Regions from separate parts of the Homo sapiens genome. Here region 2 is linked to region 1. A link is a loop called in an ENCODE intact Hi-C map of the cell type or tissue named here. Cell type or tissue: PC-9. All regions are shown on one strand. Region 1 holds the start of LOC124900515 (a long non-coding RNA gene). Region 2 has its middle 190 kb from the start of DIRC3-AS1.

Region 1 (4,000 bases):
ACTTGGAAAAAAAATCTCTTTTGTTAAAATATTATTTTAATTGCGGCCTGGAGAGAGAGGCATTACCTATCTTCTGAGCTAATTCCACCTTTGTCCCTCTTGGCCCCTCCACCCCCGTGCCTCCAGACGTTTCTATCCCTCCACCCCTACACACACACCACAAACACCCCACATCCTTGGTAGCTAATGCCTTTCGGGTGGGAGCCCTGAAGCCCCTCCCATGTGCATAACCATTGCTTTTTATTGAAGATGATTGCCTGTGGTAGATGGTAAAACATATTTAACTGCAAAATGACTTTTATTTTATCCCAGGAAGGGAAAAAAATACTTTAGGAGTGCGGGGGTGCGGGGTGGGGGTGGGGAAGAGTAGAAAGGAAGGGTTTGGTATTCTGTGCCTGGTGTTCGTTTCTGAATCTAATTCCTTTTCCCCCTCTCCAATTCAGATTTTACCTAGGATGAAAGGTGGACATAGGGCTGGGAGGCAAAAGGGGATGTGAGATTCAGAGCTTTCAACTTCCTCGCCTATGCAGATTCCTGGCACCACCACCACCTCCACCCCCGCCCCGCAATTCCTCCCTCCGCAATCCCCCCACCCCGCCCTCCCCAATCTCTTAAACCAGATCACAAGTGGGTGTGGATTAAGTGCATGAGGGGCCCTGGAAACGCAGAATGCAAAATTCAGGGGGCGGAGACAGAAAAGCCACGCACTGGGAGCCTCGCCTCCGCTTGCCCCGCCCCCGGGTTGCGCCGCCCCCAAATTCTCGGCGCCAGGAGTCTAGGGTTGAAATGATTGACACAGCTACTTGTTCAATCAGAACAGTTCTACCCCCTTAGACTGAGTTTCTTTTTGGAAAGAGTTACCTGATCTTTAGTTAAAAAAAAAAAAAGTTAAATAAACTACATAAAAGTCTGGGTTCTAAGACGTCAAACTGGCTATTGATTCTCTCCAAAAGGGGTTAAAACTTGGCTAAACAATGTTTATTTGGCGTAGTTTAGTTACGGAGACAGTTTAGTTACGGGGGCAATCCCCTTCTCCCTCCCTGTCCCTTTCCGTTACTCACGAGCACCCTAACATGAGTTTTCTGAAGTGCAAATTTCAGTCACTATAGTGCAGGAGAGGAGTGCGTCCGCGCTTGCCAGGAGGCCGGAGAGCTTCCTGTGTTCAGCCTCAGTCCCCGCAAACCCTGCAGGGTTTGAGTGGCGCAGGGGCCAGCCCCTCTAGCTTTGCAAGAGGTAGTCGATCTCCAAACCTGCAAAAAGTCGATCTTTTTGCAGGTTGCAGCCTGCAAAAAGAGGAAAAGGGGAGGATGTGCAGGCTCTGGGAACCCCAGAGACCGGCTTGTGAGATTATTTTTATTAAGATCCACTTTTCAAAGGCGGTCCTGCCCGCCTTCATCTTGGGGGATGTGGATTTGGAAAAGCCTAGCGGAGAAGGAAAACATTAATTGATTTCCCGGCTTGGGAGCCACCGCCCTGGGTAACAATCCAGTCACACCGAAAGAACGTAAGGTGTCACTCAGCCGCATCCTGGCTCCACTTATTATTTACCAAGCGTGTAGTGTGATGTGGCTAGTGTGAAGGGTGTACACGCAGAGCGCACGCGCGCGCAATTGCTAGGCGAGCACGGAGGGCGCATCACACACACACACACACACACACACACACACACACACACACGACACTTCAGTCCCAAGCAAGATCCCCTGTAGAATTCCCTGCCGCCCCTTGCTCAACCCCCACCTTCTGAGTGCCTTTGGGCCAACCCGAAGCCGCCTCTTCTACCCGCCCCCTCCCCAGCACTCCTCTCCGACTCCACCCCGCCGAAGGCAGGTGCCCGGCCGGCTGCTGTTGCGGGTTGGCGGCGCTCCACCGCTGCTGGTGCCGACATCTTCTTCCCGAACAGATGGGATGGGAGTGGGCGCTCCTGGAAAGGGCGTTTTAGCCGGACAACCACTGGGCGGGTCCCCAAAAAGTTGGAGATGGTGTAGAGACCGTTCTTAAGGAGAGAGAAATGGACAGAGAGAGGGAGAGTGCCCTTTTGGTCCTTTAGCCAAAATTCCTGCTTCCCAACACACCTCCTACCTCCCTCCTCTCCCCCACCCCCGCCAAAATCTGAGCTTGCAGATATGGATTTGCCCCCTCCCTCCCGCAGTTGCAGCATACACACACACACACACACACACACACACACACACACACACACGACATATTATATCTATATAATTATATATTGTATATATGGTATATACTATATTATATATATTTATATGTAACCAAACATGTAGAACCCAAAAAAGGTGCATTTCTGGAATCAGAAATGGGGAGCAGAAGAGAGTGAGGTGGCAGGCAGCCAAAGCCTCTGGGAGGGAAAGGAGAGGGCGGAGGAGAGGGTGTTTTGCTAGGCTGTTGCTGAGCAACTGGAGAGGGAGTGGGCCCGAGAGCAGGGTGCTGAGAGCGAGCCTGGCTCTGCATTTCATTCTGGCCAGTTCAGGAGCAGAGATAGATACGGAAAAAAGAATGTGTGTGAGGCTGGAGGGAGATGAAAGACGGGAGTTATTTGATGGGCAAAGCTCAGTAAATAGCGGTGAGTGGAGGGAGTCAAGGAAGTACTGGGTTTGCTTTCGGGCATTTTTGGTGGGGAATGAGGTTTGATGGGCTGGTCCCCAGCATAGATACCGGGGTTCGGGTAGGTCTCCTCTGTGCTGGTGAGACATTCAGTTTAAGATGTAGGGAGCCGTGGGTTCTGGCTTTCGGTTCTGTCATTAAGAAATGAGACACCGTGGGACAAAAAATAGGCTTCTGGAAAAGAAAGCAAAAGCATTACCTAAATAAAAGTGAATTCAGCCTTTGCTTCTTTGAGGGGTTTGGCCTCCATCACCCTGGCTTCAACTCCAAGCCTGGTCTAAAATGCCATGTTGAAGTCGAGTTCCAGAGTTAGGTTTATTGGCCAAATTTATGTCTGGGTTGAGCAAGATCATGGAAAACTGAAGGAGCCAAATTCCTTTCCCACCCGCACCCCCTCCCTCTGAAACAAGTCTTTGAGAGGATGGCGTGCCCTGAGCCAACCAAAACGGGAGTTGGGAAAACGAGATGGGGCTTTAACTGGACTTTTCTCGCCACCTCCGCCCACCGCCCCCGCCCCCGCCCACCCCGCCCCCCCTCCCCCACCTTTCTGCTGTGTCAGCTCAGACTGGAAGAACAAGCAGAGTTAGCCCTAGTGAGAGCTCATATTCTTTCCATTTCTCTTTTTCCCCTTTCTCACCCCTCCCTCCTACTCTTCCCTCCGACCTTCTCCATCCACCCCCCGACCCCCCACCCCAACTCTAAGGCATCCCCTGAGGGCTTGAGTTTTAAGTCAGAGCAGCTGTGAGTTAGTCCCGGGGCTTGGGCTGGATTTGAGCAGGCAGGTGGGCCTGCAGCTGCAGAGGGTGGACCAGCCTGACCCTAGGAGCCAGAGGTCATCGTGAGGGTTACAGCAAAGGGCATGGGAGCAGGAATTCCCTGCAGAAGCCCTGGCCCCCTTAATGGAGCGAAGAAGCCAGCGGGAAGGGAAGGTAATACTTGTCTAAAGTTTCTACTTTGTACCTGAGCAATGCCTATGAAACTTTTAAGATATTTAGTGTGTGGAAAATAAAACTCTGGAGAAGAGATCACCACACTCCAGACCCACTACATCCAGAAACTGGAAGAAGATCATAAAGAGCAGGTACCAACCAGGGGCCAGAGCAGAAGGGAAGAGGGTGGGAGAATGGCTGCGTTGAGTCAAGCAGGCGATTTGGAGGGGTTTGTTTAGTTTTACATTTGCTTTTTCTCTACAGTTGGTCCAAAAGCTGCAATTCCCAGAGACTATCCTTAAATTGCAATCAGGACATGTTATTCAAAACAGTAAGACTGATTACACATTGATTACATACTTGCAAAAATAAATAATAAAATAAACAAGGATGGCAGTGTAGGCTTCTACTCCCCTCCCCCAATACCAGTGAAATCCCCCCCTTTT
Region 2 (4,000 bases), 400 kb before region 1:
AGGGTCTTTTTGTATGAACTTTCCATTTCCTTCAAATTTTCAAATTCTGAGTTTCTAGCACACTTTCTCAATAGAATCTCCTTCCCCCAACATTTCTATGGCTTGGGAAATAGACCTACCTCATGGAGAAAACTGGGATCTGGCAACACTGACCCAACAGTGAACCAGACAGTGAATGAGAATTCTGTGATGAGGGTCTTCGTCCTTCCCCATGTGGGCAGGGGCTGCCCTGGTACCTTCTCGTTGGCCATGGGACTGGCTGAAGGCCCTGCTCCTCCCTAGCTCTTTGCCACGCCCAAACTCCCTCAATCACTGCAGGCTTCTGGGAGCCTGCGGGGACAAAACCGTCTTCATTTCTCCACAAAGGCACCATGTCATTCCTAGCACTTTGATTTCCTAGGGTCTGGGAGAGGGGTAGTTTGTGGGAAGATAAGAGCAGTAAAAACGTCTCTGTGAAGGATGGGACTTCCAAGGGGGTCTGGGAGCAGCATCCACCAAAGGCCAAAGGGAGGTGGGGTGAGCAGTTCTGACGTCAAAGAGCCTCCAGGGTCTTGACACAGAATGAGAGAATGGCTTTTTTTCCTGAGGGAGCAAAGCCCCCCTTGTCCCTAGGGTCTCGTGTAACTTGGGGCACTAGGAGGTCAACCACAGATGAAAGTTCTGTGCTTACATTGAGAATCTTCTCCCTGTTAGGTTTGCCTTAGAATACGTACTTATGTGACACACATATGCTCATAAATGCATGCTCTCTCTGGATAGAATTTAAATGTGACTGGTTTTTACTTCCTTATCTCTTTCTTCTGTACCTCTTCTCTTCAACAACCCCCCTTTTGACCTCCTCTTCCCCTTTTCTTCACCCCAGCAAGTTAGAGAAACCCCAGATTGCATGACTTCTATGAGAAGAGTGAGGGCAGATAATTTCTATTCTCCACTAAATCCATCAAGCTGAAGTCAACTGACCCATAGTCTAGTTGAATAGTTATCTGGGGAGGCATAGGACTCTTCCTAATGGTTTGAAGTATGGGATTCAGGTTCACTGAATGAAAGCCCAAAACAGCCCAGTCCTGAATTATGTCATCCTTACCAGACCTTACAGGTGCTCAGCAAGACCCACCATCCCATCTCCAGGTATCCAGGTAGGACCTCTGAAAATCTATCTTCTGTTGGGGGATCATAAAGGAAATAATCGAATCCATAGCTTTCCAGATTGGGTATTTTCAGAGCAGACAGAGCTTCCCTTTTCTTTCTGTATCAGAAGGTAGGAGTGCTCCTTGCCTCAAGATCTCCACATAATTGCCCTGGTGTGTAATTTCACTTTGCTCACAACATCTATGTCTAAAGTATTCCTTTTCCATTAGCATAAGAGTAGAGCTGTCTGATAATTTTGACCCTAACTTTTTATATAATATGGCAAGAAATCAATCAGTTAACAAATTAGTATTCTGACTAGAATGATGTGCATAGGTGGTAAGGTACTTCATATATTGTGTCCTCCCACAGTCTTTCAGGAAATGTGGGCACATTGCTAATGGTTTAGTCATTTGACTATCCCCACCTCTCTCATGCCCCATAGAACCTTTTGGCATATCAGTGTTGAAAGATAACACCAAACCCGAAAGGAGATGTAAGGAATAAAATCAACTTTTATCATTTTGCCTGGTTAGGAAGGCAGGTTTTTGTTTGCTAACTCGTCCCCCTAAGATTCAATGACGCTCTGACATGCACTTTGATGGGCAGAGGAGTTTCTTTGTAAGTCCTGCCTTCATGAGCTGATAGCTGGAGAGCACAGCAGCGACTTCCATGGGTCCAAGTGCACTTAAATTCCTGTGGCTGCTGCAACACAGTGCCACCAATTAGGTGACTTAAAACAACAAAAGTTTATTCTCCCAGTTTTGGAGGCATGAAGTCTGAAATCAAGGTGTCAGCAGAGCCATGTTCCCTCTGAGACTCCTTCCCTACTTCTTCCTAGCCCTGGAGGTGGCTGTGGAGCCCTGGTGTTCCTTGACTTGCAGCTGCATGGAGTTCCTTGGTTTGCAGATGACACTCGCTGTCATTATCACATGACATTCTTCCTGTGTGTCTCTGTTTCCTTTTTCTTTTTTAAATCATAATTGTATATATCTAAGATGTACAACTGAATACTACAATCAGGCTAAGTAACATATCCATGTCTTCCCATAGGTACCGTGTGTGTGTGTGTGTGTGTGTGTGTGTGTGTGTGTGTGTTAAGAACACAAGATCTACTCTCTTAGCAAATGTCAAGTATATGATACAGCAGGGATCCCCAATCCCTGGACCATGGACCAGTACGGGTCTGTGGCCTGTTAGGACCTGGGCCACATTGCAGAGGCTCCTTCCTTACTTCTTCCTAGCTCTCGTGGTAATGAAGTGGGCGGCGGGTAGGCAAGAGCAAAGCTTCATCTGTATTTACAGCAGCTCCCCATCACTCACATTACCGCCTGAGCTTCACCTCCTGTAAGATCAGTGGTGGCATCAGATTCTCACAGGAGCACAAACCCTATTGTGAACTATACATTTGAGGGATCTAGGTTGCACACTCCTCATGAGAATCTAATGCCTGATGATCTGTCACTGTCTCTTGTCACCTCCAGATGGGACTATCTAGTTGCAGGAAAACAAGCTCAGGGCTCCCACTGATTCTACATTATGGTGAGTTGTATAATTATTTCATTGTATATTACAATGAAATAAGAATAGAAATAAAGTACACAATAAATGTAATGTGCTTGAATTATCCTGAAACCATCCCCCCATCCTGGTCCATGGAAAAGTTGTCTTCCACAGAACCAGTCCCCGGTGTCAAAAACATTGGGGACCACTGCAATACATTATTATTCACTCTAGTCCCCACACTGTACATTAGCTCTCCAGAATTTACACATCCTGCGTAAGTGAAACTTTGTATTCTTTCACCAACCTCTACCCAATTCCCCTATGCCTCCACCCCTGGTAACCACCATTCTACTCTCTGCTTCTATAAATTTAACTCTTTTAGATTCCACATATAAGTCAGATCATGTAGTGTTTTTCTTTCTGTCCATGGCTTATTTTACTTGGCATAATGTCCTCCAGGTTGTCACTAATGGTAGGATTTCCTTCCTTTTTAAGGCTGAATAATTTTCCTATATATATGAATAAAGACATTGTGGCATATATATACCACAATTTATTGTATTTGTCTACCAACAGACATAGGCTGTGTTCATAATTTGGCTATTGTAAATAACAATACAATGAACTTGGGAGGGCAGATATCTCCTTAAAAACTGATTTAATTTCCTTCAGATATATACCCAGAAATGAAATTGCTGGATCATATGGTAGCTCTATTTTTATGGAACCTCCATACTCTTTTCTATAATGGCTATATCAAGCTCCATTCCCACCAACCGTGTATAAGTATCCCCTTTTCTCCACATCCTCACCAACACTTGTTGTCTTTTGTCCTTCTGATGACAGCTATTCTAACAGGTGTGAGGTGATAGCTCATTGTGGTTTTGATTTGCATTTCCATGATGATTAGGGATGTTGAACATCTTTTCTATACCTATTGGCCATCTGTATGTCTTTTTTGGAAAAATATCTATGTCTTTGTAAGTACTTTTTTGCCTATTTTTTAAGCAGGTTATTTATTTCCTGTTGAATTGTATGAGTTTCTTATCTATTTTGGATATGAACTCTGTCAACCCTCCATATCCTTGGGTTCCAGATCTATGGTTTCAACCAACCTTGGAAAAAATATTCAGAAAAACAACATTGTTGCATCTGTAATGAACATGTACAGACTTTTTTCTTGTCATTATTCTCTAAATAATACAGTATAACAACAACTTATATAGCATTTACATTGTATTAGGTATTAAAAGTAATCTAGAGATGATTTAAAGCATACAGGAGGACATGTGTAAGTTAATGTAAATACTATTCCATTTTATATAAGGGACTTGAACATCTGCAAATTTTGGTATCCACAGGGGTC

Evidence for each region. Hi-C counts contacts between places; a loop is a spot of excess contacts. Peaks named below come from ENCODE experiments on the same cell type or tissue, not always from the same donor. Only the 100,000 strongest peaks of a DNase experiment are listed, where the experiment ranks them.
Region 2: a loop joins it to region 1, with 17 times the contacts of the local background. A loop is called at or near these places in 7 of 110 quality-filtered maps.

Annotation. Positions count from the first base shown.
Region 1 is chr2:216,690,040-216,694,039 of GRCh38, reverse strand. The region is part of intron 1 of IGFBP5 (insulin like growth factor binding protein 5); the gene reads left to right. LOC124900515 (a long non-coding RNA gene) reads left to right here and starts at 2,476. Exons shown (of 2, transcript XR_007088080.1): 1 at 2,476-2,584; 2 at 3,613-4,000. In PC-9, no CTCF peak of the experiment used is centred here; a DNase peak (open chromatin) is centred at 1,549; H3K4me3 peaks cover 1,819 bases.
Region 2 is chr2:217,093,501-217,097,500 of GRCh38, reverse strand. No RefSeq gene overlaps it. Among named protein-coding and RNA genes, the nearest start is that of DIRC3-AS1, 190 kb to the left of the region's middle. In PC-9, no CTCF peak of the experiment used is centred here; a DNase peak (open chromatin) is centred at 1,560.